Linked DNA regions of Mus musculus: all the other regions are linked to region 6. Evidence: chromatin loops called from intact Hi-C (ENCODE). Cell type or tissue: heart. All regions are shown on one strand. Each heading gives the region's core, and the rest is flanking DNA. Links, peaks and the distances in the headings are about the cores only.

What was found. A loop is a pair of places that touch in the nucleus more often than their neighbours do. Peaks named below come from ENCODE experiments on the same cell type or tissue, not always from the same donor. Only the 100,000 strongest peaks of a DNase experiment are listed, where the experiment ranks them.
Region 1: it touches region 6 in a loop (2.3-fold over the local background); 5 of 42 quality-filtered maps call a loop at or near these places.
Region 2: a loop joins it to region 6, with 8 times the contacts of the local background. A loop is called at or near these places in 2 of 42 quality-filtered maps.
Region 3: it touches region 6 in a loop (4-fold over the local background); 6 of 42 quality-filtered maps call a loop at or near these places.
Region 4: a loop joins it to region 6, with 2.6 times the contacts of the local background. A loop is called at or near these places in 7 of 42 quality-filtered maps.
Region 5: a loop joins it to region 6, with 2.1 times the contacts of the local background. A loop is called at or near these places in 6 of 42 quality-filtered maps.
Region 7: a loop joins it to region 6, with 3.0 times the contacts of the local background. A loop is called at or near these places in 5 of 42 quality-filtered maps.

What each region holds. Positions count from the first base shown.
Region 1 is chrX:108,832,712-108,837,224 of GRCm38, forward strand. Brwd3 (bromodomain and WD repeat domain containing 3) reads right to left here and starts at 1,635. Exons shown (of 41, transcript NM_001081477.2): 1 at 1,388-1,635; 2 at 1,197-1,255; 3 at 966-995; 4 at 503-562. The coding sequence starts at 1,418. It overlaps 2810403D21Rik (RIKEN cDNA 2810403D21 gene), which reads left to right and starts at 1,767. Exons shown (of 5, transcript NR_015493.2): 1 at 1,767-1,974; 2 at 3,555-3,644. In heart, for the core only: a CTCF peak has its summit at 1,798; DNase peaks (open chromatin) are centred at 1,090 and 1,850; H3K4me3 peaks cover 2,426 bases; H3K27ac peaks cover 2,008 bases.
Region 2 is chrX:108,540,682-108,545,194 of GRCm38, forward strand. No RefSeq gene overlaps it. Among named protein-coding and RNA genes, the nearest start is that of Brwd3, 290 kb to the right of the region's middle. In heart, for the core only: a CTCF peak has its summit at 2,674; no DNase peak of the experiment used is centred there.
Region 3 is chrX:109,011,075-109,015,587 of GRCm38, forward strand. Hmgn5 (high-mobility group nucleosome binding domain 5) reads right to left here and starts at 2,306. Exons shown (of 6, transcript NM_016710.2): 1 at 2,178-2,306; 2 at 348-371. The coding sequence starts at 2,192. In heart, for the core only: CTCF peaks have their summits at 1,646 and 2,914 (motif pointing left); DNase peaks (open chromatin) are centred at 1,747, 1,867 and 2,447; H3K4me3 peaks cover 2,691 bases; H3K27ac peaks cover 1,730 bases.
Region 4 is chrX:109,236,418-109,240,930 of GRCm38, forward strand. No RefSeq gene overlaps it. Among named protein-coding and RNA genes, the nearest start is that of Gm6377, 42 kb to the left of the region's middle. In heart, for the core only: a CTCF peak has its summit at 1,966 (motif pointing left); no DNase peak of the experiment used is centred there.
Region 5 is chrX:109,182,330-109,186,842 of GRCm38, forward strand. It overlaps Gm34464 (a long non-coding RNA gene), which reads right to left. Exons shown (of 4, transcript XR_003953121.1): 3 at 4,321-4,392; 4 at 3,592-3,789. Among named protein-coding and RNA genes, the nearest start is that of Gm34464, 6.5 kb to the right of the region's middle. In heart, for the core only: no CTCF peak of the experiment used is centred there; no DNase peak of the experiment used is centred there.
Region 6 is chrX:109,093,435-109,097,947 of GRCm38, forward strand. It overlaps Sh3bgrl (SH3-binding domain glutamic acid-rich protein like), which reads left to right and starts at 1,973. Exons shown (of 4, transcript NM_019989.2): 1 at 1,973-2,203. The coding sequence starts at 2,159. In heart, for the core only: no CTCF peak of the experiment used is centred there; a DNase peak (open chromatin) is centred at 2,027; H3K4me3 peaks cover 2,389 bases; H3K27ac peaks cover 1,743 bases.
Region 7 is chrX:109,188,564-109,193,076 of GRCm38, forward strand. Gm34464 (a long non-coding RNA gene) reads right to left here and starts at 2,554. Exons shown (of 4, transcript XR_003953121.1): 1 at 2,398-2,554; 2 at 1-4. In heart, for the core only: no CTCF peak of the experiment used is centred there; DNase peaks (open chromatin) are centred at 2,558 and 3,068.

The sequences.
Region 1 (4,513 bases), core at 250-4,249, 260 kb before region 6:
AGAGAGAGAGAGAGAGAGAGAGAGAGAGAGAGAGCTAGAAAAAAAAAAAAACACCCAAGCCTGGCCTCAGTTCCCGTATTTCAAGCCAGGACCAACCAGAAACCAGTTTTCTTCCACTAATCCGGAACTCCGGGCTGTTACCAACGCTGTCATTGGCCAGCGTCAGTCCTTGGTACGTGCCCCAAGATAACCCCCTGGTTTCTGTCCCTTATCCCCCTACAATGGGCCTTCTCCGCTGTTTGTAACACAGTCCTAAAGCACAACACAGCACCTCTGAAAACCAACTCACATTCTTCAAAGTTTTGGGGTGAAAATAAGCAAGGCTAGAGCAGGGCAAGGTACCCTTTCCGACACGCTGGGAGGGGGAAGGGGCAGTCCTTCGAACACCGAACAGCAGGCTCGGGGAGCTCTAAGGGCTGAAGGGCCAGGGGCGGTTGGGGGCACAAGGTGGGGAGGGAGTGGAAAAAGAGTTGGGCTAAGTTGAAACGAAAAGTTTACTAACCAGATCCTCGAAGCTTCTTCGGTGCTCTTTCCCTTCCCAGTCTAAGCGGCGCGGAATCAGCTGGGGGCCGGAGGAAAAGAAAAGGGGGGGGGGTGAAGGAAAAGCCTCTGCTCCCCAGCAGCAGCACCCAGCCTGGAGCCTAATCCTAGACCCTTTAACATTTTCATTTCTCCAGTCCCGACAGCTACTGCCGCTGTGCCGGGGGTTGGGGGTGGGGGGGGGCAGGCCAAAGGGAAGGAAATCCTGAAAAAACACCTCCCGCAGGAATAAAAGGCAGCGAGTTTAGACCCCTGCGTTGTCCGCCCCTTCTAAGCAAAGAACCCGATTTACCCCAAGTGACAACAGCCCCAAGTGTCCAGCTCGAAGGCTCCCTCCGGGCCCCTGCCCTCGGCCCCTGACCTACCTTACCCTTCCTCCAGGTTCTCCCCAGCCCTCCCCACCTCTTCCCAAAAGGGGTCCATACCTGATGCTCTTCGAGCTCTTGCACTAGCACCTGGGGAAGAGGGACACAGGGATGTGAAAGCAGATTGGGGCGCCAACCCATTCCTCCCTCCCCACTTCCAACACAGCCGCTGACTGTAGGAGTAATCGCGGCCGGCCTTTCCCTCACCCTCCAACTGCACTGCTCACCCAGTGCCTCAATTTCCCCAATGGGACCATTCCCCAACACTCCCAGATATCCTTTCCCTCTCACCTGAGCGGATTTGTTACAGGGTCCGGACTGCAAGAACCTTGCGATCAGGTAATACAGCTCTAAAGAAGGGGTTGGGGGTGGGGGGAGACGTTGAGAGAGAGGCAAGGAAAAGAGATACAAGCTTTTTAAAAAAAATCTGACAGCAGTCGCGCAAAGCCCCCATCCCTTTTGCCCCCGGCTCAGCTACCCACCGGCTTCGATCTGGGTAGGTGCCGCCGCCATCCTTTTCCCGAGGGGGTTTGGGGGCTTCGCTCAGGAGGGCTGGCGGGGGCGGGTGGGGGCGCTGCCTCTATTGTGGTGAAGCCCCCATGCTTGGGAGTCCCGCCGCTTCCGCCGCACTCTTCGTCCCAGTTTCGGTCTCTCTCGGATTCATCGCATCACGTTTCGACCCATAGATATTCTAGCCCAAGAGCTGAGGAGGCGGAGGAGGAAGGAGAGCAAGAGAGAAGGAGAGGGAGGAGCTGAAGTCGCCGAGGGGTGGGCGGGGGGAGAGGGGTGGGCGGGGGGAAAGGGGTGGAGCCATAGAAAGAAGGAGGGGGGAAAAGGGAAGGGAGCCGCTTGCAAAGCTCCAGGCTGGCCGCCAGAGGCACTAAGGCGGCCGCCTAGTTCCAGCAGCTAAGCCGGCCTGGGGTTGCCTAGTTACTGCCCAGAGAACAAGGAAGAGGTTCTAAATGCAGGCAGACGCTCTGGCAATCTTCGTCAAACTCTGTGGTGGCGTTGGCGTCCTAGAGCTCCGGAGTTGCTTACCCTTCCTGTAAGGGCAATCGGACCCTTTCCGGTGAGGGAACCTCTCTCCAGACATGATCAAGAGAAACTGGCGAGGGACTGACATGATCTAGCTTACCTTGGGTCACCGAACGGATTTGGTTTGTTTGTTCTTTCTCTACCCCAAGAAAAAGTCGCTAGCTACTGCAAGGTTTTGTTTTCAAACAAGGAACAGCATGCCAAAAGAAAGTGCTGCGCCTACCTGATGAGCAAGGGAATAATATTCTTCTAGAAAACTTCTTGTAGTAGTATCAAGTCTCCCCTTGATTCTGATAAACATTGCGCGCGAAGTTTACACTTTAAGGAGGAGGCCGTTTCCCCCTTCTGAAAAGGTCAACAAGCTCTTTCTTCTCAATTCCTGTAGGATAAGTTGGAACGCTGTTTTGAAATTCTGCCAAAACGTTTTTAAAGTTCTTAACTATTCATTGAAATTTGGATAGAAATGATAGTTTGGTTTGGTTTGTCTTTGAAGTGATATTCTCTGACTTGCTGTCACTATGTATCTATCCAAGGCTCCCCTGGAATTCCATGTCAATCTTCCTGCCTCAGCTTCCCTAGTGCTCATGTGGCAGGCATGTGTCGCCACTCCGGTTGACAAAAAGTCTTTTTTCCACTACCTTGAGACTACAATTGTTTTCATGTATAACTTTAACTCTTAGCACAGCGCTGATTTGATCAAAGGATTTGTATAATAATTGACAGTTTGAGGAAACTGGTTCACTTCCCCAATTTCTCTTAGCATCCCGTTCTCAGGATGTTACTTTGAACAGAATTCATAGAAACAAAACATGATGGGAAAACAAGTACTATTTGAATTGTGTACATTATTTGCTTTGAAATACTCAAATTTGAAGGTTCACATTAATGTATGGCTATAGTGGGAGTTTGGTTTTCAGACTCAGGGAGCTCGGTGATTAAACCACATTGGGCATAGAATTAAATTTAATTCAATTCATAAACTTAACATATCCTTAGCAATTCATTCTGCCAATTTCTTTTATTGAGTAATTAATAACAACATAAGAGTAAAATGCTATGGTTATCTTTGGTATAATCAGTATCTGAAAGAAGTAGATAAAAGAAATATAAAACCTCAGGACAAAATTGTGAGGTGCTTACTGAAATAGTAATTTTTATAGTTCAAGATAATATAATTAACAGCTAACCTTTACCAAGTCATTACTACATATTTTGCCTGCTGTAACTCATTTAATCCTTAACAGTGACCTAGGAGACAGTTTATATTTTTCTCTACCATACTAATATTAAAAATTACTACTAGCCAGGTGTGGTGGCACACGCCTTTAATCCCAGCACTAGGGAGGCAGAGGCAGGCAGATTTCTGAGTTCAAGGCCAGCCTGGTCTACAGAGTGAGTTCCAGGACAGCCAGAGCTACACAGAGAAACCCTGTCTCTAAAAAACAAAAACTAAAACAAAACAAAACAAAAAAACCACCTGCTATATGACTTCAAAGCACTTACATGCTATTGTTTTTCTTATATGTAAATGATAATAAATAATATTCACTGTGTTTGCTAACACACATTTTTTGTAGAACTCATGTGAGAATATATCTCTGTTGTATTCAAAAGGCATGTGACATAATTATCCCAGCGATCACTAAAACTGTAAATTTGGATGCAATTAAGAGAGAAAACTCCACACATTTATGGAAATTTAAGGTAAGAAATTACTTGTACAGAATTAATTTTATTTGTATTTATTCATTTATTGTGTATGTGCAGGGGCAGAGTCACCTGGCCTCCAGGTAAATAATTATGTTAACTGGAATTTGAAATGATAAGGGATTAGGAGTAAAGAAAATGCAGATTAACCTCCTGTGGTCTGATCTACCTATAATCCCAACACTAGGGTGGCTGAGGCAGAAGTGTCTTTAGTTCAAAACTAAACTGGGATACATAGCTAATTCAAAGCTGGCCTGAGAGATAAGGGGAACTGGAAAGAGCACGACATTAGTTTCAGGCGCACAATACCCAATGATTCTAGAATCCTCTACTGACAAAGCAAACTGACACAAGGAAAAATACTTAAAGCCCAAATCCATTTCCACAAAACCAGTCACTAAGGGTAAATTTTGGAGATGATAATTAAGGAAGTGATGAACTAGCAGGAATTTTCTGTACTAAGTTTGTAAGAAGAAAGTTTTTTAAATGTCTGTGTTCCCACAAAAAAATATTCATTCTTTAGAACTAATGCTAACGAATCAAACACTTTGAAGTAATTTAGAAGACAGAATCACCAGTCTGAATCTCTGCCTGACCACATTTGTATCCCCCCCCCCGCGCCCCCACCCCGTGTGTGTGTGTGTGTGTGTGTGTGTGTGTGTGTGTGTGTACATGTGGAGGTCAGAAGACAGCATTTGAGAGTTGCTTTTCTCCCTCCATTATGTGGGTCCCAGGACAGAATCCAGATTGTCAGCTTGGCAGCAAGTACCTTTACCCACTGAGCCATGTTGCTGTCTTTCTTTAACTTTTTTCAAAATTTAGATTAGTAAAGGAAGCAAATTTTCATCTATTATAGGAAAAAAAAT
Region 2 (4,513 bases), core at 190-4,189, 550 kb before region 6:
CTGGTTACTCATCCAGAGGTGCCAGTTTTATTCCCAGAACTCACATAATTGTTTGCAAACATCCAATTCCAGTGATCCAACAGGTATGCTCATAGCATATATATGCATGTAGGCTAAACATCTGTATGTATAAAGTAAAATAAATAAAATCTTCTAAAATTAAAGTTAAAAACATGAGCTGAAGAAAAGAATTTTTACATCTTTGTCCATCTGGTAAATTGGTCTATAGTTTTCTGCTGTCTTCCTTCCTGTTTATTCCATTTTAAGGAATGCTTTGAGGAGCAAAACCTATAGTTTCTTCTTTAAATATCAGATAGAATTCAACAGTACATCCATCTGTCCCTAGGCTTTTGAGGGGGTGCATTTTGTTTTTCATTATCTACTTCTATTACATTTTTAAAATTTTATTATAAAAGTTTAAGCCATAATAATCCTCTTAGCTTCATTAGTTTCTACTCTAAATCCTCTGTTTACAACTCTAATTTATTGACTTGGGTTATCGTGTCTCTCTGTTTGGCTAAGGCTTTGGCAATTCTCTTTATCTTGTTAAAAGAAGCAAATCTTTGCTTCAATTATTGTTTGTGGAGATTTGAAAATTAAAATTTAAAAATTCTTTTGGATTTTTATCTCTTTTATACTCATTAGAATCCATCATTATAGAATTGATAACCTTTGGGTGTGTCACACTGTCCTGGTTTTTCACACTTACAGTGTTTCTTTGTTGGCATTTGTACATCTAAGTAAGCTCATTGGCTAAAAATTACATGACTGTTTTATTTCAGATGACATACATATTTGTAGTGTTTGGGTGTAACTATTTTGTAGGATGGCTGTTGTATAATTCATCCGCCACTGAACTAGAAGTGGAGCTCAGTAACTATCTATTCAGTCCACACACTCAGCCCACACACTCGGCCCAATCTCCAGTAAGATTCTGAGAGTAAAATGCTAACTCTGCAGTAGCAACTGCAAATGGTGGATAAGCCTGCAAAAGATACAGTATAAGTTAATTCAAAACAATAATCCCTTTGTAACTCTGATAATTTGGGTGGGGCAGTGCAAGCCTTGTTCTTACAAGGCTATTAAAGTGCAGACTAAGGTATCAGGAACTAAACACAGGAAAGAAAGGAAAATAAGCTATTGTCTATTGATTAGTATTTTAGCAACAGACAAATAGAGGAAGGCATGTAAATAGAAATAGGTATTTGACATATTGGTAAGGAAAACAGACTAAAAAGAAGAAAGCATAGGGTGTGATGAAGAGATCGGAATAAAGAAGAAAAGAAGAAAATGTATGGGTTGTGGGTAACAAAGAACACAATAGAATAGGTACAGAAACAAACTGAACAACCATAAATAGTTGAACAATATACAAAACAAAATAAAGCAATTCTGATATATATTTATAACCTTTTAAGATTACTCACCTTGATTTGTTTGGGCATTATTTTATCTTTCTGGTCTTTTGATTGTAAAATACGGTTTACAAATTGTGTTTTCATGGTGTGTCTGTTTCCCATTTGTTTGCTTGTGCTTTCCTGGTTTTTTGTTTGTTTGTTTGTTTGTATGTTTACCTGTTTTTACTCTAAAGAAAGAAAGGGCATGGAATGGGGTGTGGGGGAAGGTAGGGAGATCTGAGAAAATTGGTAGAAAGGAAATTGTGATCGGTATATATTGTATGAATTTTTTCAATAAAAAAATTTTAAGAGGTTAAAATCTGAAGCCAGGATAACATGAAAATTAGAGACAGATATTGTAGAATCAATGTCTCTTCCCTGCTGACATAATTATTGGATCACTCTTCACTCTGAAACATTTTCTGGAACAAACTCCTGCTGTTTGCATCTCTGAACCTTTTTGACTACATCGTGGTTTATAGTGTGTCAGTACATTTTTTTTGTTTGTTTGTTTGCTTTTTCTCTTGTGTACTACAACCTTACCAAAGTTTGCCCTCCCTTCTCTCTACTCAGTCCCTCCCCACAGCTTCTCTCTTTCACAGATCAACTCCTCCACTCTTTCCCTTCAGAAAAGAGCAGACTTCCAGGGATAACAACAAAACACAGCATAAAAAGATACAATAAGACTAGGTACACATCCTCATATCAAGGCTGGACAAAGCAACCCAGAAAGAGAAAAGAGGTTTCAAACGCAAACATAAGAGTCAGAGACAGCCACTTGTCCCATTGTTAGGAGTCCCATAAGAAGACCAAGCTACACAACCACAACAAATACAAAGTACCTAGATAAGATCTATGCAAGCTTCCTAGCTGATCAGCAGTTCAGTCTCTGTGAGACCCTATGACCTCATTAGTTGATTCTGTTTTTTTGTTTGTTTGTTTTTGTTTGTTTTGGTTTTTTGTTTTTGTTTTGTTGTTGTTGTTGTTGTTGTTGTTGTTGTTTTGTGGTGTCCTTGACCCCACTGGCTCCTACAATCCTTCCTTCTCCTCTTTCTGCATGGTTCTCCAAGCTCTGTCTAATGTTTGCCTGTGAGTCTCTGCATCTGATTCCATCAGCTGCTGGGTAAAGCCTGTGTGATGATAATTATGCTATGCTCCTGTATATAAGTATAGCAGAATATCATTAGGAATCACTTCGTCGACTTTTTTTTTTTTTAGGTCAGGGCAGTTTTAATAGATTATTTTTTGGGGTGAATTTCTGCCCAAGCATCAGTAGGTGTCAGGCCTCCCTTAGGAGTTTCCAGCCTTCAGTATGGAGTGTTGAATTATGATTTCCACACCACATACTATTTTCCATGTATAATTTTTCACCCTTCCCCTACATTAGTTTCAGTGTCTGAGACCAAGTGGCCATGCCTAAAATTTCTTTTCCACATAAAACTATTAAGCACATTTTATTGATTAAGGTGAAGTCACTTATACAGAATATTAAGACTTTTGTAAAATATAGCACATTTGACTTAGTAAAAAAATGCAGGTGCAAAGATTATGAGAAATGGGGACTTTTCTATAAAACAGAAACCTAGAGGTCATTGTTCATCATTTAAAGAACAAGATGAAAATGCATATCATTAGAGCAGTGGTTCTCAATTTATGGGTTGTGAACACTTTGGGGTCTCCTAAGACTGTCAAAGAACACAGAGATTTACATTATGATTCATAAAAGTAGAAAAATTACAGTAATGAAGTAGCAACAAAAATAATTTAATGGTTGTGAGGGTCACCACAACATGAAGAACTGTATCAAAGAGTCACAGTATTAGGAAGGTTGAGAACCACTGCATTAGGGGATGCACACTCGTTTGTTTTCATTTTTGGCTGAATATACTCAGGCTGCCTATTTATCAGCATTTGAGTCTTAACCTGAGTGAGTTTGCCCTATCGAGATGCAATTCAGCTCAGCTAACAGGGACACGCTATGTGTGTATTGTGTTCTTTGAAGATAGAAGCAGATTTTAGGAAAGTGTTCTCTCTTCTCCCTGGCCGGCCTCAGCCTGACAGGGTGATGTGATTGCAGTTTCTTCCAGCATCTGTTCCCACTTTGCCTCAGCTTTTCTAGATAGTGACACTACACAGCCAACACTGGATAATTTCCCAATATCTGCTTCATGTAACTCATGATCTTCCAAGGTTTTGTTTTTACACTCTGCTTGTACAGATTTTTCTTTATCCCTTTTGTTTTACAGGATGGGCAGGAGGGGGCAGATTTCTCCTTCATTGCTTAGATTAAAGCCCACCATTTTCATTGTAAATGTAGCATTTAGTATTTATGTCTTTTATTAAGTCATAATACATAGTCTAATGTCCTTTGAAATTCTTCATTGCCTTTTTTCCATGCTTTACCACATTTTTTCTACTTTTTTATTAGATATTTTCTTTATTTACATTTCAAATGTTATTCCCTTTCCTGGTTTCCTCTCCAAAAACCCCCTATTCTTTCCTGCCTCCCCCTGCTCACCAACTAACACACTCCCACTTCCTGGTCCTGTCATTCCCCTATACTGGGGCAAAGAACCTTCACAGGACCAAGGGCCTCTCCTCCCATTGATGACTGACTAGGCCATCCTCTGCTACATATGCAAATAGAGCTATGAGCTCCACTGTGTGTATTCTTTGATTGGTGGTTTAGTCCCAGGGAGCTCTGGGGGTACCAGTTAGTTCATATTGTTGTTACTTCTATGGGGCTGTAAACCTCTTTAGCTCTTGGGGTATTTTCTCTAGCTCCTTCAATGGGGATCCTGTGCTTTAGCTAACAGATGGCTGTGAGCATCCAATTCCGTATCTGTCAGGCACTGGCAGAGCCTCACAGGAGACAGCTCTATCAGGCTCTTGTCAGCAAGCACTTCTGGGCATCCACAATAGTGTCTAGGTTTGGAGGTTGTTTATGAGATGGATCCCCAGGTGGGGCAGTCTCAGGAGGGTCATTCCTTCAGTCTCTGCTCAAAATATTGTCTCTGTAACTTCTTCCATGGGTACTTTGTTCCCCCTTCTAGAAAGGATCGAAGTATCCACACTTTGGTGTTCCTTCCTCGTGAGTTTCATGTGTTTCGTGAATT
Region 3 (4,513 bases), core at 120-4,119, 83 kb before region 6:
ATCTCATGGCAAGCTTCTTTCACTGCGATAAATCAGCAAAATGGCTATTTCCAAGGAGCACATTTTAAAATGAAAATATACCTTCTTGCTCACCAATTGACTGACAAAACAGAATTTGAGCCTAAGAAGGTGCTCTCTGGATTTTATGACAAGCACAGTAGGGTCCGAAAGGCAAAACATCTATCTTTTTTTTTTTTTTAGTGTACTTTGACACAGCACTAGACACAGCATTAGTGCTCATGTGGTACAAATATAACTACCAGCATTTTTACCTAGTTATGTGTCTTTAGTTTCTAAAATGGGTACATTTTTCCCCCCAGAGAAACTCACAAACTAAAGACACTCACCTCCTGGCTCACATCACCTGCAGCCTATGTAGGGGGAGAAAAAAAAAAAAAAGAAAGAAAGAAAGAAAGAAAGAAAGAAAGAAAGAAAGAAAGAAAGAAAGAAAGAAAGAAAGAAAGAAAGAGGATCATCAATATAAACATGTAGAGCAGAAAATGTCGCCAACTTTAGACACTTGTGACTTTTTCCCTGGGCTCCTGGTCCAGCAACCACGTGCTGCTTCTAGCCCCTCTTCAACACCTACTGTTTTAGTAATATGAAACGTGGACCAAGATGCAAGGTCATGCTTAAGACCTGTTTACAAAGAGTCAGTGTAACCTTTTTGAATAAATAAGGCCTCTTAAGAACACACCATTTTCATTTTGAAATCCACCTGCTCTAATGTTAAAGCCAAAACAAGGGTTGGGCGGGACGAAGGAAGGCGGAGCTTCTTGCAGTTTCCCTTTCTTGCCTTATGTTTGCTATGCAATTGTATCTATCTGACCAGCTCTACTGATTATGGACTATTTTCCTCCTCAAGTTCTGCATACAAAACAACAGTCCCACCATACTTTCAAGGAAGGAGGTCTTTGTTCTAACGTTAACGTTTTGTTCAGAGAAGCAGGAGGCGGATTTTAAAACTTCCCGCCACTACCTGCTACAAGGTTGCTGTCAGCTCTGCAAAATAGCAAGATCCATTGCACAAGACGAAAAGAGCCTGGCGGCAGGAGTCTCGGGAAGGGGGGTGGTGATTAGAAACAATTGCTTTCGGTATCTGAGTAGCCCTTTACCCTGGGAATTACCAGGCTATTATTTCAATGATACAGCCCCAGAGCACTGAGGAATTTCAGCCTCATTTCTATGTTCTAGGAATACGGAAGGCGGACGGATTCACAAGAATATATAAACAATCATAAGGCTTTTACATTAACACAGTATTTCATTTTATGATTTCACCAAGCAATGAAATAGCATTCCATTTTAGTTGTAAGATACTCGGGGGAGGGGGAGGGGTGGTGGAGGAACACACAAACACCGAGCTTCAACTTATATGTGCGCGGAGACAGGAATTTTGAAGTGAAGGGTTACAGAAGACCTGTAGCCCTTGGTAGCTCGGATCAACTCCCCATGTCTAAAGTGAACTAATCTCACGCCACCCCACCATCCAACGCTGTTAGTAGTTTCTCGGACGCGGCTCTCTAATCACCTTTCCACCTTTAACTAGAGAGTTCCGAGAGTGCCAAATCTCTCAGATCTAAAGTTTCTAATTACAGCGGTGAATCTCTCCCTTCTCTAGGACAGTTTGAAGTCTGCGCCGCCTAATGGCACAGGATTACCATTGCATAGCCATCTGGCATGACAAGAAGTGGAGGAGGGAAGAGGGGGGAAAAAGGAAAAAAAGAAAACGGAAAGAACAAAGGCAAAAAACAAGAGAAAGCCAGGGCTTTCGTTCCCCCAAACGGGATGGTTCTCTGAGAAAAACGGGAGGTAGAGGAGGAAGCTGGCGCTGGAAGTGTGGTTGGGAGAAGAGTTCTCCAATAGGGTAAGCGGAGGAAGGGGGGTGGGGTAGGAAGCGACAGCACAGCGCTATGGCTGTTTGTAATTCAGCATGGAGACACCTCTCAAACGATTCTCTCCCTTAAACAAAACAAGCCAAAAGTGAACTACCAGTTGCATACGAGACCTTCTGAAACCAAACACAGACGGATCGCTACCTTTCCCTCGCCTTCCATTCAGGACATCATAAAATCAAACTAGAAGCCAAAATGATCTTTCAAAAAGATACAAATCTCTGCGGTAGGAAATATGTATTTCGGCAGCTAATATCCCGTCTATCTTCCCATTTCACTTACCTTTCTTTTGGGCATTGTTGCAGCTCTCCGTTGGAGATCCTTAGGCAGGAGGGAAAAAAGCCGAGAGGAGTCTCTGCCTGACCGCTCCGCGAGCGACTGAGTTTTCAATGAACTAATTGCAGCACGATATGTACTCGCGTCCCCCCTCCCCCTAAAAAAAATCTCTCGTTATTGGCAACATTAAACACGCCAAGACGCAACCAAACTACGTGAATGGTTACCCGAAGTGGGAGCCAGGTTGGAGTGACAGGCTGTCAGGCCAATGAGGGGAGGTGGCCGGTTCGGAAGGCGTGGCCCGCGAACTTGCCCGAAGCCCTCGTATGCTGCCGGCTTTGACTGCCTCTAGGGTGCCGGAGTCCACGCACTTAGCAGACGCCTAGTGCTCCAACGTGACCAGCAGGAAATCCAGTTTTCTTGCCTTTTCACCTTTTTTTTTAAGTTAGAACGACAAGCGAAAGCTCAAACAGTTGGTTTTTTTCCCCCCACGATCTCCACCCCCCTTCCTTCTTCGCGCGGGGTGGCGGGCCCTTTTGAGACTGGATTGAGCCAGAAGCTCCAGTCTTTCCCAGTTAGCAAAAGGGCGAGGTTGGAGTGACAGGCTCACCCGTTTAGAGACCAGAAAAAGAGTAGGGAACGTTTCTGGTCGTGAGAACTTCCCGCCAATGCTGAACTGTGGTCCTGGCTTTAGAAGGGTGCCAGAACTGCGCGCCTCCCTCAGGTGGAGAGTAGCAATAAATCCGGGACCTGGAAGAGCAGGACTCCACTGCAGGCCGCCTACCTTCTAAAAGAGCTAGTACTCCGCCTGGAGAGAATCTAGCAAGAATTAAAAGGGGCCACGCGGGAAGTCAGTAATAACAGAGGTCACCCAGAGGAAAAACAGTGACTTTAATGGATTTGTAATTCAAAGATGATATTTAGGGCTACATAGAAAACCAAACCAAACCATTCGTTATCTTTATTACTGAAACTTGAGGTGTCTCCTTATTTATTATTTTTTTTTTAATTTTTTGGCCCACAGAAGTGCCCCCTGAACCTATTCTAGTCTCAGAAGGTGTTTAAGTAGCAGCTTTCTGTTCTGAGAATCTTCCATTTGCCCTCTAGTGTCAGAGTCTGAGACCTAAACGTTTGGTGAAAAGAAAAGAATAATATGCTTAGAAAAAAATCCGGTTAAAACAGAGTGCTGAGGGCTGCTAATTGTTACTGGAACTAGGCAAGCCGGGTCCCTGCAGCCTTTTTTGAGATGTGCTTTGCTTCAGTTGTTGAAAGAGCTAATTGTATTTAAAAGTGCTTCAACAACAGTCTCCATTCCCTAAGCTGAAAGTCTAATCAGAAAAGGAAATTAACCTTTTAAACAGTTACTTAAAAATTTAGGCCCCAGCCTAGTGGTGTATGGCTTTAATCCCAGCACTTGGGAGGCAGAATCAGGCAGATCACTGTGAGATCAAGACTAGCCTGGTCTACATACAACAAGCAAGCCAGAGTTACCTAGTGAGACTCTGCTTCATTGTGTCCCCTCCCCCAACTCTTTTTCTGTTCCTGTAGCTTAAAGAAAAAGCAGACCATCCGTTTCAAAGAATACTAGCCCGGATTGGTGGTGGCAAGGTAGCAGTGAGATGCTGAGATTCAAGTCATTCTAGGCTAAATAGACATCCTGCCACAAACAAACAAACAAACAAACAAACAACAAACCAAATTGATTTACAGATTACCAAACCATCTGTCCAATCTAAAACGCACCCTGACAGAGCCTATCCTTTCGAGTTTTGTCCCATCTTCCCTAGCGTTTAGCCTGGGGAGTTAAACAAACCACTTACCCTAAGACCTACTGAACCTACTCAAGTGACTTCACACTGCATTCTCATGCAAGAAGACAACTGAAAGGCGCATTTACATTTGCTTCCTTGGCCTGCAGTTATGTGTCATCTGACCAGGCTCCAGATGGCCTTTTAGTTACCTTTAAGTGAAAGCATAGTTGAAAGAACCTAGGTATATTTCAGTAATTTGATTTTCTGAGAGAAAATTGGTTTCAATATAAGAATTGTCTCATAAGGATAAGGGAAAAATGAAGAGAATGAAAATGTGTTAGTGATGGAATGCATCCATTCCAAGTATTCTTATTTATCATTATTTTGTGGGTTAGATTTTTGTTTTTGTAACTCGCTTATATAAATGCAACCCCCTGTGGCATGCAAAGTGGCAGTACACAGTTTCTGCCCTTAAGGATTTTTGTAGCTCTGTAGGATTGAGAAAACAGATGCATATGTATTTACAAATCAAAGTTGCATATATTATATGAATTGTGAAGTTTATAGTTAATAATGCCGTGGGGGTGGGGT
Region 4 (4,513 bases), core at 230-4,229, 140 kb after region 6:
CCCAACTTGCTTCTTGGTCATGATGTTTGTGCAGGAATAGAAACCTTGACTAAGACAGCACCTCTCCGCAATATTTCCTAGTATGTACAACACAGTTATATCTTGAATTCAACTATACAAATTTACCTTCTTGAGCATTCTGATTTACTTTTAGGGCATGAATGTACCATCTTTTGGGAAGCTACTAACACAATTTTTAGCCATTGCCAATAGTTTTCTTTTCTTTTCTTTTTTTAATTAGGTATTTTCCTCGTTTACATTTCCAATGCTATCCCAAAAGTCCCCCATACCCACCCCCCCAATCCCCTGCCCACCAACTCCCCCTTCTTGGCCATGGGGTTCCCCTGTACTGGGGCATATAAAGTTTGCAAGTCCAATGGGCCTCTCTTTGCAGTGATGGCCAACTAGGCCATCTTTTGATACATATGCAGCTAGAGACAAGAGCTCCGGGGTACTGGTTAGTTCATATTGTTGTTCCACCTATAGGGTTGCAGTTCCCTTTAGCTCCTTGGGTACTTTCTCTAGCTCCTCCATTGGGGGCCGTGTGACCCATCCAATAGCTGACTGTGAGCATCCACTTCTGTGTTTGCTAGGCCCCGGCATAGTCTCACAAGAGACAGCTATATCTGGGTCCTTTCAGCAAAATCTTGCTAGTGTATGCAATGGTGTCAGCGTTTGGAAGCTGATTATGGGATGGATCAGTGGATATAGAAATCACTAGATGGTCCATCCTTTTGTCACAGCTCCAAATTTTGTCTCTGTAACTCCTTCCATGGGTGTTTTGTTCCCATTTCTAAGAAGGGGCAAAGTGTCCACACTTTGGTCTTCGTTTTTCTTGAGTTTCATGCGTTTAGCAAATTGTATCTTATATCTTGGTGAAAGGATAAACCCTCATTTATCTTCTTTGTTATGTATTTGATAGAAAATTTTCATTCAAGACCACTGGGAACATTTCTATTCTGGGATATATATTTCCAGCAATTTGTTGCCTGGTAGTTGCTACCTCTCATGGTGGGTATATTATTCACATAAACTTTATATGTCCAGCCTTTGCAACTGTGTTAATTTCTAATACTTGGTATTAAGTCCAATTTTTTCCTTATTGATTTCTATATTGTATATTTGGTTCCAAATTTTCTGAACTCTTTTCTATGTAGATTAGTAATAAACAATTTGTTGCTGATGAATATTATCACATTAGTTTGTGAAAACTCTGTATTTATAGTGTCACCAGTAATATACCGTTGTTATCACCAATACATAAAATTCAGTGTGTGTTATTGATTTAAAAATGCAAGATCTGATGAATATAGAAAGCCATAGTTTTAAATGTAGACAAAAATATCTAGGGTAAGAGTTTGCCCTTGTTTTATAAAGCTTGACTTATTTTGACCAACAATTCCATTCTTATTTTTATGAATAATCTTATCTTCAACCTATAATTTCTATAATGAGCACTTCTAATAAAATTTAGTTTGAAATTAAAGTAAATTCATATAATGTTTCAACAAAGCTAAAGATATATCATGAAAAAATACAAAATAAAGAAATAATGGAAGCTCTGATGTTAAAATTTTGTTCTGAAAATTCTGGGATTCATATAATAAAGCCATATTGGATTTTAGAAATTGTATTATCTGATGACCTAGTTTTCAAATTGATACTTGAAACATCTATTTAAGGAAATTTGATTTTATGTTATTTTGCTGCTGTGTGCTTAATACAAAAAAGCACAATTATTTAGATGTTTTTTCTTTAAGTGACATTTTCTATTTTGTTTCTCCAAATTATGCAAATTCACTCATTTAATTGTACCTCAATACTATTTGTTTATTGTTTTTCCTCTCACTCTCATTATATGTTTTGCAAATTGATTCAAACTCAGAAAACAATCTGCATACATGCTATGGTCTATAAAATATTGGCAAAATTGCCAGACTATTTTACCTACTGTGTCACCTAGTGGACAAAAGTGGAAATTGTGAATCAATCCTCAAGGATGAAATAACTGAAGCTAGGCTGAAATCTATTTTCTTTCCCAGTTGACCATGTTGACTACTGCATGTTCTTTTCTAATTTAGATAAGGGAAAATATGCAAAAAATTTCTATCAAAATTAATATGTGACTTACTTTCCCCATTTTTAACTTATGTTGTTACTGCAATCATGTTTTTTTTCTTTCTTTTTTTTTTCTTTTTTCTTTTCTTTTTTTTTTTTTTTTATAAAGAAAAGGAGCTTTTGGATACTTGACTAGAGAAGACCCACATATTTCAATCATAACACAGCAGTATTACTGAGTATTTACATTGTACCATTTCATTTAACCATTTAAAGCATTACTATTATTCATTATATATCAAACTGAGGATTGTTGGACTACAATGACATTTTCACAGTTGGTAATTTGAGAAGAAGAAGAGCAAAATTTTGAATCTAAATTTTTTGACTCCAAAACAGGTGGTCTTAGACACCAGATTTTACTCATTTCTCTGTTTGTTGGGTGTGGTTAAAAAAAACGAAAAAACAAAGAAATATGAAATTTGATGAATGGAGATATAGATTGAGAACCAACACTCCAATTTATAATTAATTTGTTCATAAACTGTTTTTAGATAAAAAGCCAGGAAAAATTTCAGTCTTTGTACCATGCATGTAATTTTTTTCCACGTGAAAGAGGTTTATTTTGAGGGAGAGACAAAGGGGTGGCAGGGGAGCAGAAGGGGAGTGGAGAGAGAGAGAGAGAGGGAGAGAGAGAGAGAGAGAGAGAGAGAGAGAGAGAGAGAGAGAGAGAGAGAGAGAGAACCATACATGTAATTCTTTAAAAAATGTTTTATTTATTTACATTCCAAATGTTGCCTCCCTTTCCAGTTCCCCTCCAAGAGTTCTCCACCCAATCCCTCCTCTCCTTTGCCTCAGAGAGAGTGATTCCCCCACCCCACCTCCCTCAACCCACCCACCCAGTTCCACCCTGCCTGCACACATCCCCTTTCCCTGGGGCATCAAGTCTCTACAGGATTAGGTGAATCCTCTACCAATGAGGCCAGATAAGAAAGTCCTCTGCTACATTCCATGCATGATATTGATGTGTTCATTTGAAGCCTAACATGTCAAGCATGCAGAAAATAGAAAATAAACATTGGTTCAAATCAAAATCTCATTTCCTGTCTAAATAGAACTTGAAATGATAGTCTTATACCTGTGCTTTCTTAGCCCTCTTGTGGGGGAAGTCTTTCTTCTTGATTGATGAATTTATTTATGAGTTCTATTCTGTTTTAGGAGTGATGGGACGTTGTTTGTCTATAATCAAAATCTTTGTTAGAGTCTGTCCATTGTTTTCCACCTTGAGAAAACACTTTATTTGTTATAGTTAAAATTATTAAATTAAATCTAATGTAACCTTATCTAATCAGCACTCTTCCTTTCTAAAATTAGATATAGATTAATTGATGCTTTCTCTTTTATACTTTTATAGATTTTACTAGTTATGGTTTTATTGCTGTGAAGAGACATCATGTGCACAGCAACTTTTACAAAGAAAAACATTAATTGGGGGCTTGTTTTCAGTTTCAGAGATTTGGTCCATTATCATCATGGCAGGAATCATGACATCATGCGGGCAGACATGATACTAAAAAAGAAGCTGAGGATTCTGCAACTTGATCCACAGGCAGAAGGATACTATCATACTGGACAGAGCTCAAGCATAGGAGACCTCAAAGCCTGCCCCAACAGTGACACAGGTCCTCAAACAAGACCGCACCTACTCCAAGAAGGCCAAGCCTCCATAGTAGTGCCATTCCCTTTGGGCTGAGTTTTCAAACACATGACTCTATGAAGGTCATACTTATTCAAACCACCACATAGATGTTTGCTAACTGTCCAAGAAGTCTCTAAAGATAAAGTACATGCATGCTTTATTTTATGCTTGTTCATTTCATATACATTTTATTTGATGCTAGAGATACTTAAGACCTATTTGGGTTTGCCTTCCATGTTAGTTTTTTCTTCCTGTCTCATAGTTTTAGATATTTTAGTTTGTGCTTATCTCTTTTGTTTTGGGCCTGTAGTTAGACAGTTCATGGAATAGTTTGTGGCAAAAGAAAGGTACTCACTCCATGATGGATGAGAAACCAGGATAGAAAAAAATCTAGTTTCCCAATATCCCCTTTAGGTTTATGCCTCCAATGGATTAACTTCCTTTTACCAGACCCTATCTTTACCAGAACCAGTACCTTCTAGTGCAATAAGCTGACAAGGGAACATTTAGTGGTGCATGGTAGTTAGTACAAAGGCTTACAAAGTGCATACAATAAGTGCCTGTAAAATATTCAACCCTAAATGAGATATCTAAGTTACCTTCTACCCACAAGGCTTAGGGGCTATGGAAGAAGAGGTGGTTGAAAAATTATAGGAGCTAAAGGTTAGAGAGGACCAATATGTAACAGTGTGTTCTGAACATGGCAGGGTTTTTTGCAGTAATGACCTCAGACTGGTTATGGTTGCTTGCAAAGGA
Region 5 (4,513 bases), core at 206-4,205, 89 kb after region 6:
TCCCTTACTGCTTTTAGTATTCTATCTTTATTTAGTTCATTTGATGTTCTGATAATTATGTGTCGGGAGGAATTTCTTTTCTGGTCCAGTCTATTTGAAGTTCTGTAGGCTTCTTGTATGTTCATGGGCATCTCTTTCTTTAGATTTGGGAAGTTTTCTTCAATAATTTTGTTGAAGATGTTTGCTGGTGCTTTGAGTTGAAAATCTTCATTCTCATCCACTCCTCTTATCCGTAGGTTTGATCTTCTCATTGTGTCCTGGATTTCCTGGATGTTTTGAGTTAGGATAATTTTGCATTTTCCATTTTCTTTGATTGTTGTGCCGATGTTCTCTATGGAATCTTCTGCACCTGAGATTCTCTCTTCCATCTCTTGTATTCTGTTGCTGATGCTCAAATCTATGGTTCCAGATTTCTTTCCTAGGGTTTCTATCTCCAGTGTTGCCTCACTTTGAGTTTTCTTTATTGTGTCTACTTCCCTTTTTAGGTCTAGTATGGTTTTGTTCATTTCCATCACCTGTTTGGATGTTTTTTCCTCTTTTTCTGTAAGGACTTCTACCTGTTTGATTGTGTTTTCCTGTTTTTCTTTAAGGACTTGTAACTCTTTAGCAGTGTTCTCCTGTATTTCTTTAAGTGAGTTATTAAAGTCCTTCTTGATGTCCTCTACCATCATCATGAGATATGCTTTTAAACCTGGGTCTAAGTTTTCGGGTGTGTTGGGGTGCCCTGGACTGGGTGAAGTGGGAGTGCTGGGTTCTGATGATGGTTAGTGGTCTTGTTTCCTGTTAGTAAGGTTCCTATGTTTACCTTTCGCCATCTGGTAATCTCTGGAGTTAGTTGTTATAGTTGACTCTGTTTAGAGATTGTTCTTCTGGTGATTTTGTTACCATCTATCAGCAGACCTGGGAGACAGATTCTCTCCTCTGAGTTTCAGTGCTCAGAGCACTCTCTGCTGGCAAGCTCTCTTACAGGGAAGGTGCACAGATATCTGTGTTTGGACCTCCTCCTGGCCGAAGAAGAAGGCCCAAAACAGGACCTTTCTCAGAAGCTGTGTTGCTTTGGCAGGTCAGCTTCTGTGGTGCAGACTCTCACCTGTGCAGACTAATTTCCTAAGTTCCTCGGAGTCCCGGAACCAAGATGGAGCCCCGCTGCTCCTGAGGCTGATGCCTTCTGAGCCAGGTGGACACCTATCATCTGGTCCGGACGGTGGCCGGCTGTCTGTGGCCCGCAAAGGGTGCTGCCTCAGCGGCTCTGTGCCTCCGCCTGTCCTAGAAGCTGTCCGGTTCTGTGGTGCACCTTCTTACCTGTTCAGACTAATTTCCTAAGTTCGGTGGAGTCCCGGAACCAAGATGGCACCCGCTGCTCCTGAGGCTGAGGCCTACAAAACCTCTTTTTGCAGGGTAGAGACAAGAAGTTAGGGCATGGACTTCATGGTGTGGCTAACTTCCTTTACCCAGCCTCTGTGTAAAAGTTCATAAAAGATTCTCAGTACTTGAGAGTGCCCTGTCCTAGTCTACTCATTTTCCCAACCATGAGAGGACCTTGGAAATAGTCTGTATCCAGCTTCTGAAATTGTGTCCTCATCCAAAACTCTAGTGTGTAGATTCTTTCTCTATTTTAAGAGATCACAGTTAAAGGATGCAATAGTTTCCCGTGAATTTGGAAAAAAAAAAAACCTGCCACAAATAGCAGACATTGCTTTCAGAGCTCTGAAGGCCAGAAGTTTAAAAGTACTGTGCCCCCACCAAAGTCACAGGAAAAGGAGATTCTTTGCGTGCTTTCAGCTTCTGTTGGTATAGCAGTCAGTTCAGTCTGCCTCTTTTATCCTTCTCTCTTTCTCTCTGTTTTGTCTTCTGTTTCGTGCTTATAAAGATGTTTGGAAATCAATGTTAGGATTCCCTTGGTTCATTACATTATCTTAAATATCAAAATCCTAATTTACATTTGCAAAAAACCCTTTATTCAAATAAAGCAACTTCCTAAATCTCAGAAATTATGGGATGTGTGTGTGTGTGTGTGTGTGTACATGTGTAGTGTGTGTGTGCACGCACACACAGGCGTGTATATACACATATACGGGGGGTGTCACCTTTAGATTTTTTACTGGATAGTCTCTTCTCAGTGGATCTCTGTTAGGTTGTTGCATCTGTAAAACTAGTAGAATGTTTATGCTACCCAGATTAAGAATCTTATCCACTAAGTAAGCAAAATGAGAATCCTCATTTTTCTTGGTTTGTGTATGAAACCTGAGAGAATAAATCTTAAAGAGAAAGGACTTATTTGTACATGGTATCCATTTTTTTCTAAGGGAGAAACTGATTTTTTTTTAACTATGGCCGCAATACCACTCTAATTACTGGTTGCTAGGGTCACAATTATTTCCCATCGTTCATTTCTTGAACTTCAAGATGGTTTTTATACCTCCCTGTTCACAGACAGCAGTTTAGAGCCTTGTTGGGAGTGGCCAAATCTTAGATTTAAAAAAAGGAAATAGAACACTGGCCCATAACTTGTAATGATCATCACAACCATAAACCATAGCCTTTGTGACAAACCATTCATGAATCTGAACCACAGTCTCTGTAGCAATCAGTCTCAGACTTTCAACACTTCATCATCACTATTAGCCTCCCGAAGTGTTGACCTCAAGTAGAGAAAATCAGTTATCACACAGGATTGCCTATTTTTAGTTATCCTGCTTCCAGAATCTTATAGCTGTCAATTGGCACATACCTGATATCTTTAGTTTATAAAACTTCCCATTCTTTAGCCTGCCTTTAAAAGTCTCTGCAAAATACCAGTGATGATGCCTAACTTCTAACAAGTCCTGAATAATCAGGCTTTCATTGTTCTCATTGGGTGGTATTCAATTAGTTTCTCTGGAGGCATGGGAAAATTTGAAATGTTGCATCACTGTAAAGGAGGAATGGGGCTCTGTGTGACTAACATCAGTTTCATCACCCTAGACACACAGACACTATGGCTATGTAGCAATATTTCAATGAAAGGTTGCTAGGCATCTCTCGAAAGACTTTTGAAATAACATGCAGACATCCTTTCTGTCCTTTTTACCTTTAAAAGCAGCTATCTTTCAAGATTGCCAATCTTCTAACTTCCTGGAATTTTTGCCTAAAAGAACGCTCAAGTTAGAATGGAGAGATGGCTTAGCTGTTAAGAGCACTTGCTACTCTTTTGGATGACTGGAGTCCAGGTCTTATCACCTACATGGCAGCTCACTACCATCTTTAACTTCAGTCCCAGGGGACTGAATGATCGATCTCTTTTGGCTTCTGGGGGCAATGCCCATGCATGGTACACAGATGCACATGCAGGCAAAATGCTCGTATACATAAAAAAAAAAGATGAATCTTTTTAAAGGGCTTGAACTGTAGAACATTTTATGGTTGCAGACTTCTGACTCACTGCTGCTTTCTCATCGTCTTACTGGTTGTAGTTTTTTTTTTTTTTTTTTTTTGCAACTTGCTATTTTGTAGCTTAGTTTCCTCATGCATAGATCATGAAATTGAGATGGTTAAATGAAGCTGCCATGCGTAACACTTTAGAAGGATGCCCAACACATGTTGTATAAGAAATGTTGTTTATTAACTGATGTAATTTTTAGATCTTTCACAGCAGAAAGTCTGATTCTTTGGTGTTCACAATCTTTCCATTCCTTCTTCCACAATTTTTCCAGACCCTTGAGCATATGACTTGTATTGAGCTGGGCACTGCATGGTCAGCTGTTGTCTGTACTTTGACTAGTATCTATGGCTTTCTATAATGGTCTCTATCTGATGAAGAAAGAAATGTTTTTGATAATTGGTGGGAGCTACACTTATAATCTATGGTTATAAGGGTAATATTTACAAAGCTGTTAGGAATTACTGGTTCTCACAAGCCCCCACCTCTAAATGAAGAACTAAAGACAATTAATAACTGCTGAGAGAGGAAGAATCAGACTTTCTCAGAGATGAGTTCCCTAAATAGTTATCCAATACTAAGTAAGTCATTTCTACACAAACATTTGCATACCAGCAACACTAACTAAATGGAGCCAAGCAGGTTGTATTCACATGTATGTATACAGGCAATCATAATAATATTTTGAAAAAGAAATTTCTCAGAGGAAGCTATCAAGGCAAGTAGGACTACTTGGCAATTACTGTCAGTAAAACCATTGTATCTTGTGAATTTGTTATTATTCAACAAAATGTCACATTGTAGAAAGACATGAAAAAGTGTTGGCAGATATTATTTTCAAGGGAGTCTATAATTGTAAGCCTGTTATTTGTGTTCTGAGAGAAGTACATATTAGGTTATACCTGAAACTGAAAGGAAAATGAAGCTGCATTCTGGTAGGGAGAAATCACCAAGACTGTCATGAGAACTCACACCTGAAAGATCAATAAATAATTCATTGTCACCAGATGGCAGGATATATGACCTGAAAGTGTGGGAAAATGGCAAGAAAATGCAAAACTGATGCATTTAGGAAGCTACAAAGAACAGAGTAGA
Region 6 (4,513 bases), core at 307-4,306:
AATTTATAATAAATAACAATTCAAAATACCCTCTCCTTCCATACCATTACTTTTAACTTCTTGTCGCCTGCTCTATCCCTACCTGGAAAAGCTGATCTGTAACACAGGGGAAATTATCTTTAGGTCCTGGGGCTGTGTTCAATTAAGAGACACAATGTCATTAAGTTGACTGTGCTGGCTGGGAATTCCTGAACCCAAGTAATCTTAACTGAGTAGTAAGGGCTATGGCATTCATTGGTGTTCAGGGTCTTCTAAGTTTTCTGCACACAATCTGGGTTTATTTTTAAGTTTTGAGAGACACTGGCCTTTGGTTGTCATGATTTCCTAAGGAAATAGATTATACTGTTTGATCCAACCCAGTTTATTCAAATTCACCGTAACCTTTCCAGGCAAATGCTCTCGGGCAATTTCTCTATAGAAAATTTAAGCAGTAATGACCATTCTATGATACCCATCTCAAGGATAGCTCAAAGTAGGGAAGAACGGCATAAGGATATCCATTACCTTTATGTTAGAAATATTGGTAATAGTCTCTCCTAAAAATGTATCAGAAGTCTTATCATTAAGAATCATCAGGTTTTATGTATAAAACAAGTTATTGACTTATATTCACTAAGACAAGTATATCTATTACAGAACTGTACATGTGTATGTGTGTGTGTGCGTGCATGTGTGTATGTACTTGAAATCCAACTTTGGGTCTTAGTGTGATCTATAAGAGATCTACACATCTAGCCTCATTTTTCTAATAGATAAAGCCCACCAGATTCTTTGCTAATGCTACCATTCAGTTTTCTGGGAATAATTGATTGTGTTCAATAGTTTATAGACTAATTAGAAATATTTTGTTATTCCTGTTTTTTTTTCATTTTAAGAGTCTCTAAGTCTAAACAGTTAATGTAGAACTCCAAACAAGTTGTACAGTGATAACATAAAAGAAACAATATAGATTTTTTCAAAATCATGATTATGATTTATGATTATAAAGATTTTTCTAATCAAGTGAATTGGCAAGTAAAATTAACAGTAGCCATGATGTTGGTAATGAAGATGGTGGCTAGATTTTTCTCATTTACTGTACTTGATAATTTGTAGAAAGTCATTTTGTTTGGTTGATTTTTGATTTTTAAGAGACTTACCCTGTAGCATAGTCTAGCATCTAATTCCTGGCAATCATGTTTTACTATTCCAAGGGCAGAGATTACAGGTATGAGACAGCAACGGCAAAAAAGTACTTCCAAAGTATTTTCAGATGATTGGTTTTTTTCTTTTCTTTTCTTTTTTCTTTTTTTTTTTCTCTCTCTGCAATTCCTCTCCTCATTTTGGACTTGTTGATTTTTTTTTTTCTCTGCAATTTCCTCTCATTCTAGGGTTGTAGTTTTTTTCTTTGCAATTTCCTCCTTCATTCTAGAGTTGTCGCTTAGATCTCCTGCAAATTCTCACTAAAAAAATGTTCCATATTTTAGCAAAACTCTGAACAAAAAGAACCTATTCTGTGCTTTCCGGTTTGGGGAAACTTGAAACTTCTCTCCAGCCCTCCTCCTCTCCTCGTGCAGCTTTTCAGTATTCAACTCCTGCTGCCAACTAAGGTTAAAAAAAAATCACTTACTTCATTATTGGCATCTTAAAATATACAAGGCTTTGATAACGTGGGCTTAAAGACATTTAAAGTAGTGTCTGGATTCAATATAAAGCTAGCTTTAGGCTATCTTATTTGCATACATTTCTGAGCAGGAAGTAACAAGCAAAACTTCTGGTGTTCATGGGAACCGGTCCTTTATTCTAATCGAATATTTCTTTTTTTCTTACCCCTTCTTTTATTTCTCCCTTGCCCCCTTCCCGGAGAGGGAATAGTCAAAAAGAATTGTTTCAACAGATCTCGCGGTGCTGTTCGAGATCCTGTGTTTTAAAAAAACAATTTAGAAATGATGCAAATGAGCCTGAGCCTTCCGGGGTTTGGGGCTGGGATTGCAGAGCTGGAAGCTCATTGAAAGCAGCCGCTGGTGGAGGCGGGGCTCTGGCCAGTTATCCTTCCACCTTCCCCCACCCTCCTCATCCAACCTCTGTTTGGCCCTTAGCTCGGTTCCAGCCGTTGCTGCAGCTGTTTCCCAGCCCTTTTCAAGACTCCAGCGACCGACCAGAAGCCCTTGTTTCCAGGATGGTGATCCGTGTATATATTGCATCTTCTTCTGGCTCTACGGCGGTAAGGAGAGTGGGAGCCCACCTTTGTTGTTTTCCAACACACTAGTCCTCTTCTGCCCCAGAACCGTTAAATTGAAGAAGTTACACTGGAAGCTTCTCCTTAGAAGACGCAAGCATCGCCCAGAGTACCCCCTTCTTTCCTTTCTTCCTTTGTTGCGTCGATTTATTTATTTATTTATTTTCTCCCGTGGAGTTAGCTTTGTTTGCCTTGAGACGTTAGTGTTCGTTTCTAAAGGAAAAAGAAAACTACCAAGTTTAGGAGATAACTGGTAAAGGGACTTCACGGTTAGGTGAAGTCAAGTAAAATAAAAAACAAGTGGCTTTCAGGTTTTTTAGAGTGAGACATTTATGAAATATGCTCTGAGTACCGAGTTCAGGGGAAGTAGTGCATTTCTGTAAAGGATGAGGGTGCTGATGGGAAGGGAAGGGAAGGGAAGACTTCTGAGTACTGGAATTATTGTGAAGCCACTGGAATGGACTTATTTAGAGAGCGTGCAGGTGGGGTATATAATTTTAAAAATAGGCGAAAGTCAGGGGCAATGATACAAATGATTTTTTAAAAAAGTTCTTCTCCTCTTCCACCTCCTTCCCCTCCTCCTCTCCCCTTCTCTTTCTTCCTGGAATATGAAGCCATTTAAAAAAAATAATGTTGTATGAGACCTCCCCCCCCCCACTGGATCTTATTTTGAGTTTTTCCTTTCCTTCGAAAGATTTTCTTTCTAAAACCCACTCTTTCAAGACTGTTGAAAATGGAGGCAAGAACATGTGGCAACTGAGTTGCTGGCTCTTCATAGGATTTGGTTTTCTTCTTTGATTCATTTGCCAATTGTTAACTTAGAATAACAGTTTTTACCATATCTGAGGAACATTGGGTAAACTGAGGTGAAAGCTGGAATGCATACTCCTGTCACATGAAAGAGCTTCTGTTCCAGCAACCCCAGGAGGAAAAATAAAGGCCCTCAAGTGGCAGAAGCAGATGTGTGGGCTCAGGAATTTGAATGTAGAAAACTCCTCTAGCTTTAGAGTGGCAGAGATCCCAGGTTGCTGGGTTGTTGTCATTTACATTTAGTAGGATTTGGAATAGAGCTGAAGGCTATATGAAATCACCAGAACCATGAACCTTGAACTTTGTCTTTGCCAACATGTGTGGGTGTGTTTAGACGGGCTTTCAAAATATAAGGAAGCCTACTCTTAAAGTTATGGAGCAAACGTTTTGTTTGAAAAAATAGAAATGTTTATTATTTCCTTTGGACCCTACTTTAGAAGCATCTTGTCTTCCATACCTAACATTCTGATACCTCAGAGTAAAACATGGGTTACCGAATATCAATCTACTACATTAACTGCATTTTCAAAACCCAGCTTAATGCCTTTGGTTAATCCTTATTAGATTGACCCTCTCAAGCACTTAGGTTTTGTTGTTGTTGTTGTTTTGTGAGGTATGCAGTTTCAACACTGGTATTTGTTCTTTGCTTTCTCTATCTTCTATTTCTCTCCCAGAAGTAAACTCAAGGAGAAACTGCTTTAAGAATTTCACCAAGTAATAGAGTCACACCCCCCCCTCTTTGTTAAGACATAAAATGTCTAAGTGCCCAAGAAAGGATTAAGAGTTTATTAGATGATTCAAATGACAGATACTCATGTTGTTTTGTCTTTTGTTTCTATTGTTTCTTCATGGATAATTAATGCACTAATTACATTTTTATGAAAATGCCAAAATGAAAGATTTCTTATTATACTCTGGCAATTTTTAAAAAATAATCCTAAAATAGTACAAAGAGTATCTTAAAGGAGAACTACTTAATATGAATGGGGCGGTGGCTGTTTCCTTGAGGAAGGAAATTTCAGTTTGCAGTACCGAAATTTTCTTTAAGATAGCAAAAAAGCATTGTCCTTTTAACAAATGATTTAGAAATTTGGGGGCAAGTGTTCTCATGGGATCTTAAAAAAAAAAAACCTGAAAAGATACATACTTGTAAGTTATTAGTTGTCTAATGAGTGCTTTAAGTGTTTGGCTTTGGCTTGATAATATGTATGTATTGAATGATTTGCCTGCATATGTATACTGTGTGAATACAATGCCCATGGAGACCAGAAGAAGGTGTTGGGTCGGTCCCTGGAGCTAGAGTTCCAGATGGTTATGAGCCACCACGCGGATGCTGGGAACTGAATCCAGGTCCTTTGCAAGAGGAATGAGTGCTCTTGACTATTTGAGCCATCTCTGCAGCTCTGAATCGATTTTCCTGACTGTTAAAAAAATCAGCAATATTAGGTGGTCAGTTGTTCTGTGAATCATCTAGAGCAGCAATAA
Region 7 (4,513 bases), core at 223-4,222, 95 kb after region 6:
TTACCTAGATAGAAAAAAGAGATGGCAAGTTATTCAATTTACCGTAATACTTTTATGTATTCTATTATTACCTATTCATTAAGTTATGAAAGAGGAACAGCCATTATTGGTGGCAGGCATTGGTGAAAAACTATGCAATTTTGTTGTTAGACTACACATATGTATATATTATATGTAGTTTATATATCATATGTATTATGATATATGACACATATATATTATGCAAACGTATAATTTAAAAATTTTGGAACTGAACAGAACCACAATTTTTTTCAAAAAGTTGTGTGGCAATCTAAGAAATATATATGTTTGTACAATCATGCATAAAAAAATTAGAAAGATGGCCAAAGTGAACAATTCCAAGGCATTAGACCTTGCTTTGAAAAGCAAACAACCTGTATGTATATATATATACAATATATTATATATATGTATATGAGGGAAACAATAATAAGACATTAATCAGAAATATATATATATATACATATATATATATATATATGAGGGAAAGCAATAATAAGACATTAATCATAAAATAGAATGAAAGATTAAATACTTCATGAAATTAAGATATAAAAAATGAATGATTAATTTGTGTTGTGCTCTTGAACTGTCAAATTTGTATCTTATATTAACAGACTATATCTAGTGTTTAACTGTCTTTTAAAACACACAATGGTTCAAGTACAATTGTATCAGCTTGGTTTTTAAACTTATTTTATAACTGAAAATTGAATAACTATAAGAAATAATAGTAAAATTGAGGTTTCTTTGTTTTCATGTGATAATCTTGAGTAATTTTGTCAAACAACACTTTTGATACTAGAATGTGATAACAATTTGACAAGCCCCATCCCCAACTTATTGAAGTGGGATTTCTGTAAAATGCATGCCAGTAAGATTTTTGTTTGATGTTCAAAAGATGTAACCCAGTTATACTTCAAAAATGCTTGTCTGCATGCAAAGGACAGCAGAGAAATTTCTAAAATTCCAAAATTCAGTGTTTCTACCTTCTCATTAAGTTTTTAAAATTGCACAATATGTTTCATGAGACTTGAGTCATCTTTGCATAGTATTTTTCTAAAGCTTTCCAGACAAACCCATTAAGAGAACAGTTACATAGATCAGTGATATTCAGTTTGTGATTCACAGACTGGCAGCCTCATCATCACTCCCGCCTCAATTCGACAGTAGTAGAAATGCTGAGGGTAGTACCCGGAAAGATCTGTTCTAGCATCCCTGCCCAATGACTATTATGCAACAGTTGGAGTGCCAAAGATCAGCAGTTTAGTGTTGCATTCTTTGTGGTTCTTAGTTGAAATCGTTCCTTGTTTTAGGCTGTTATGCCCAATAGCATATAAGTCACATGTTTGTTTGCTGATATTTTAAAACTAGAGAAATATGTTATAATTTACTTTCTTTAAAACCACTTCTTATTTTTATGCAAAATACTAATCTAATTGACCAGGTTTTATATAAAAACAATCTCCTTTTCCTAGGCTGAGGTCAAATCGCATTCTTCCCTTCATCTATAGTGTGTGATGTGTAGCAAGGATGTGATGACTGCTTGGCAGCCATTTATTTGTTGTCGTGAAAGTGGAACTCTGAAGTGTAAAAATTCTAGTCCTTCAGTCTTTGAGTACAGTGCATGATGGCTTTTAAAGACAGCATGATAAAAATATATGTAACATACCAACATTTATGATTACATTTTGTAATGACACTTTGAATACTTTATGTTAAATGTACACAGTAAAATTAATCTCACTTTTTTCTATTTTAAATGACTAGTAATAAATTTTAAATTACTCAGGTAGCTCTCATTATGCTTCTATAGGGCAGTGCTGTTCTGTAATACTTACTAGATATTGCTCAAAATACTTAATCATTTCGTGTAAGAAATATGTGATCTATGAAAATATAACAACTTATTAGAAATAAAGTTGGCCCTTTCATGAATTGTTTGGTCTTCTCTGGGGATTTGAGCTATATGCATACTGTGTTTGTTTGTTTGTTTCTCTCCCATCCTAAATGGAGTTCACTATTTCTTGTACACTTGAAATATGGACAAAAATATTGGATTCCTTAAGGTAGTTAAGTTCAAAATACCAGAAACTTCTAATATCAGTAAATTCTTAGAGCACAAGAGGAGTAAGGGAGTTAACAGCCATTTTGGTAGGTCCTTGCAAATCCCGCTTCCACCCAAGATGATAAAATAAAGTAGAATAAAAAAATATTTAGAAAGGCAGAAAAGGCGTGATAATCTTAACAAAATCTTGAAGTCCCCAACTATGGTATTTTTACTCTAACCCCCTCCTGTTGCCTTCCTCCAACTGAGACACTTCCTACTCATCTCCCTGGAGACTGTCATGCTGGCATAGTAAATTATAATATTACTCATTGTTTTCCGTCTGCAGTTGCTCTTCAAATGTATTGGGTCCAACAATTTACTGCTGTCTTCCGGTCAGCTTTCTTTCTGGTTACCAGCTTTCTGAAGTCTGAACATGGAGCCAAGCTAAACTTTGCTTTCTCTCTGAGGGTTGCTAAGGGCCTGCACTCAGGATTGGCTAAGGAGCAAGTGCTCCTTTGTGACGCAGGCTGGTGTCCATTCTGAGAAAAACTGGTGCCTGGTGACCAGAGGGCAGGAAGCCCCACCCACCTGCCCTCAAAGGAAGAGAGATTGTGCTCCCTAGAGTAATACCCACTAGCTAACACCTCTCTTTTTTGCCCATCTGCCAAGTTCTGGGGTCGAAACAGGAAAAACTAACACACTCTACATTTCTGCTCTTTCCCCTTCTGTTTAGAAAGGGAGGACAGCTACATATTTTGCTGGCCATTCCTGCCTCCCCTGGCACAGAGAGAGGAAGAAAATCCATTAAAAATACAGTGTGGCTTGTGAAGAAAAGAGACAAATAAACCCGAGTTGCCTTAGTTTGTAAGGTCAGTACAAACAGATCCAGGCAGGATATGACCAACATAGCAACATTTCCCCAAGTCTTGACACAGGAAAGTTCTCTTTTCCTCTCTCCCACTGGGCTCCCTTGTTGAAACGTGCTTTGCAGTGTGCCCTTTCCTTCTTGAGGTCAAGCTTGCAATGTGGGCAGTGTGAGCCTCTGTAGCTCCTGATGCTTCCTCTTCTCCCCTCACTCCGCCCTCTACTCGCTGTGTAAAATGTCTGCTTCTTCTTCCTTATATTCATAGTTCACTTTTTAGTGTACATTTTCTAGCTACAACTTTTTTAAGATTAAAAAAATATTTTAATTAATATATCTGTACCTGCATAAGATGATGTATGTACTAATCATGTTATCTGTGCCTGTCTGAAGGTAGGAGTACAGGCCCAAGAGGCCTGGAGTTATAGGCAACCAGTTGGGAGCCACCTGACATTAACGTTGGGATTTGAACTCTGGTCATCTTGAAGACCAGTACACACTGTTAAACAGGGATCTGTCCAGACACAAGTATAAGTTATTGCTATATTTGTACATTGAGGAGGAGTTTGCCAAAAGTGGGTCTATAATGGAAGTTAAGTTCTTCTTTATAGTATCCTAATTATTTTCAATGACACAATACTGTATGTATTGCATGGCTCTACCCACTAATAAGAATGGATTTGTGGCTGAAGATGCAGCTCACTTGGTAGAGTGCTCACCTAGTGTTTTGGAAGTCCTGGATTCATGCCTAGCACCACGTATAGTAGGGGTAGTGGTACATAACTGTAATGCCAGCACCCAAAAGAAATGGAATCAGGAAGATCAGAAGATTTAGGGCACATGCATAGCGAGTTACTGCTAGCCTGGGATACATGAGGCATGAGTCTTGAAGGAGAAATAGAGGGGGAGGAGAAGGAGGAGGGAGAGGGGGAAGGGAGGGGAGGGAGGAGAGGAAAAGAGAGAGAGAGAGAGAGAGAGAGAGAGAGAGAGAGAGAGAGAGAGAAAGAAAGAGAGAGAGAGAGAGACTGTGCAAATGAATTTGGTGAAATTGCAGTCTTGTTTAATGTTAAAGTGAGGATGATAGTGTGTGGCTTCATTGTAGGTTGCTCATTAAAACAGTATGATGAGTAATAGCTGTTAGACTCTGCGTATTGCTAGGAATCACATCATTAGGTAAGACAGTATTTGTCTTCATGGAGCTGAGAATTCATAAGATAAAATCAAACCAACTATGTGCATTCAGGCAGGAATCCTGGAATGACAGAGATTAACAAACTTGAGGCATGTTTAATAATGGGAAAATATGTGAATAAAGTATTTTTTATTTCTTGTGGGTTTTTTCATTGATTATTTTATTTATTTACATTTCAAATTTTGTCTCCCTTCTCGGTCTCCTCTCCATAAACCTCCCTATCCCATCCCCACTCCCTTTGCCTCTGAGAGGGTACTCCTCCTCTCACCCATCCACTCGCTCCTCTTCGCTGGGGTCACAAGTCTCTACAGGACCAAGGGCCTTCCCTCCCATTGATGCCATATAATGGAGTCTTATGCTACATATGTAACAGGAGCCATGGACCTAC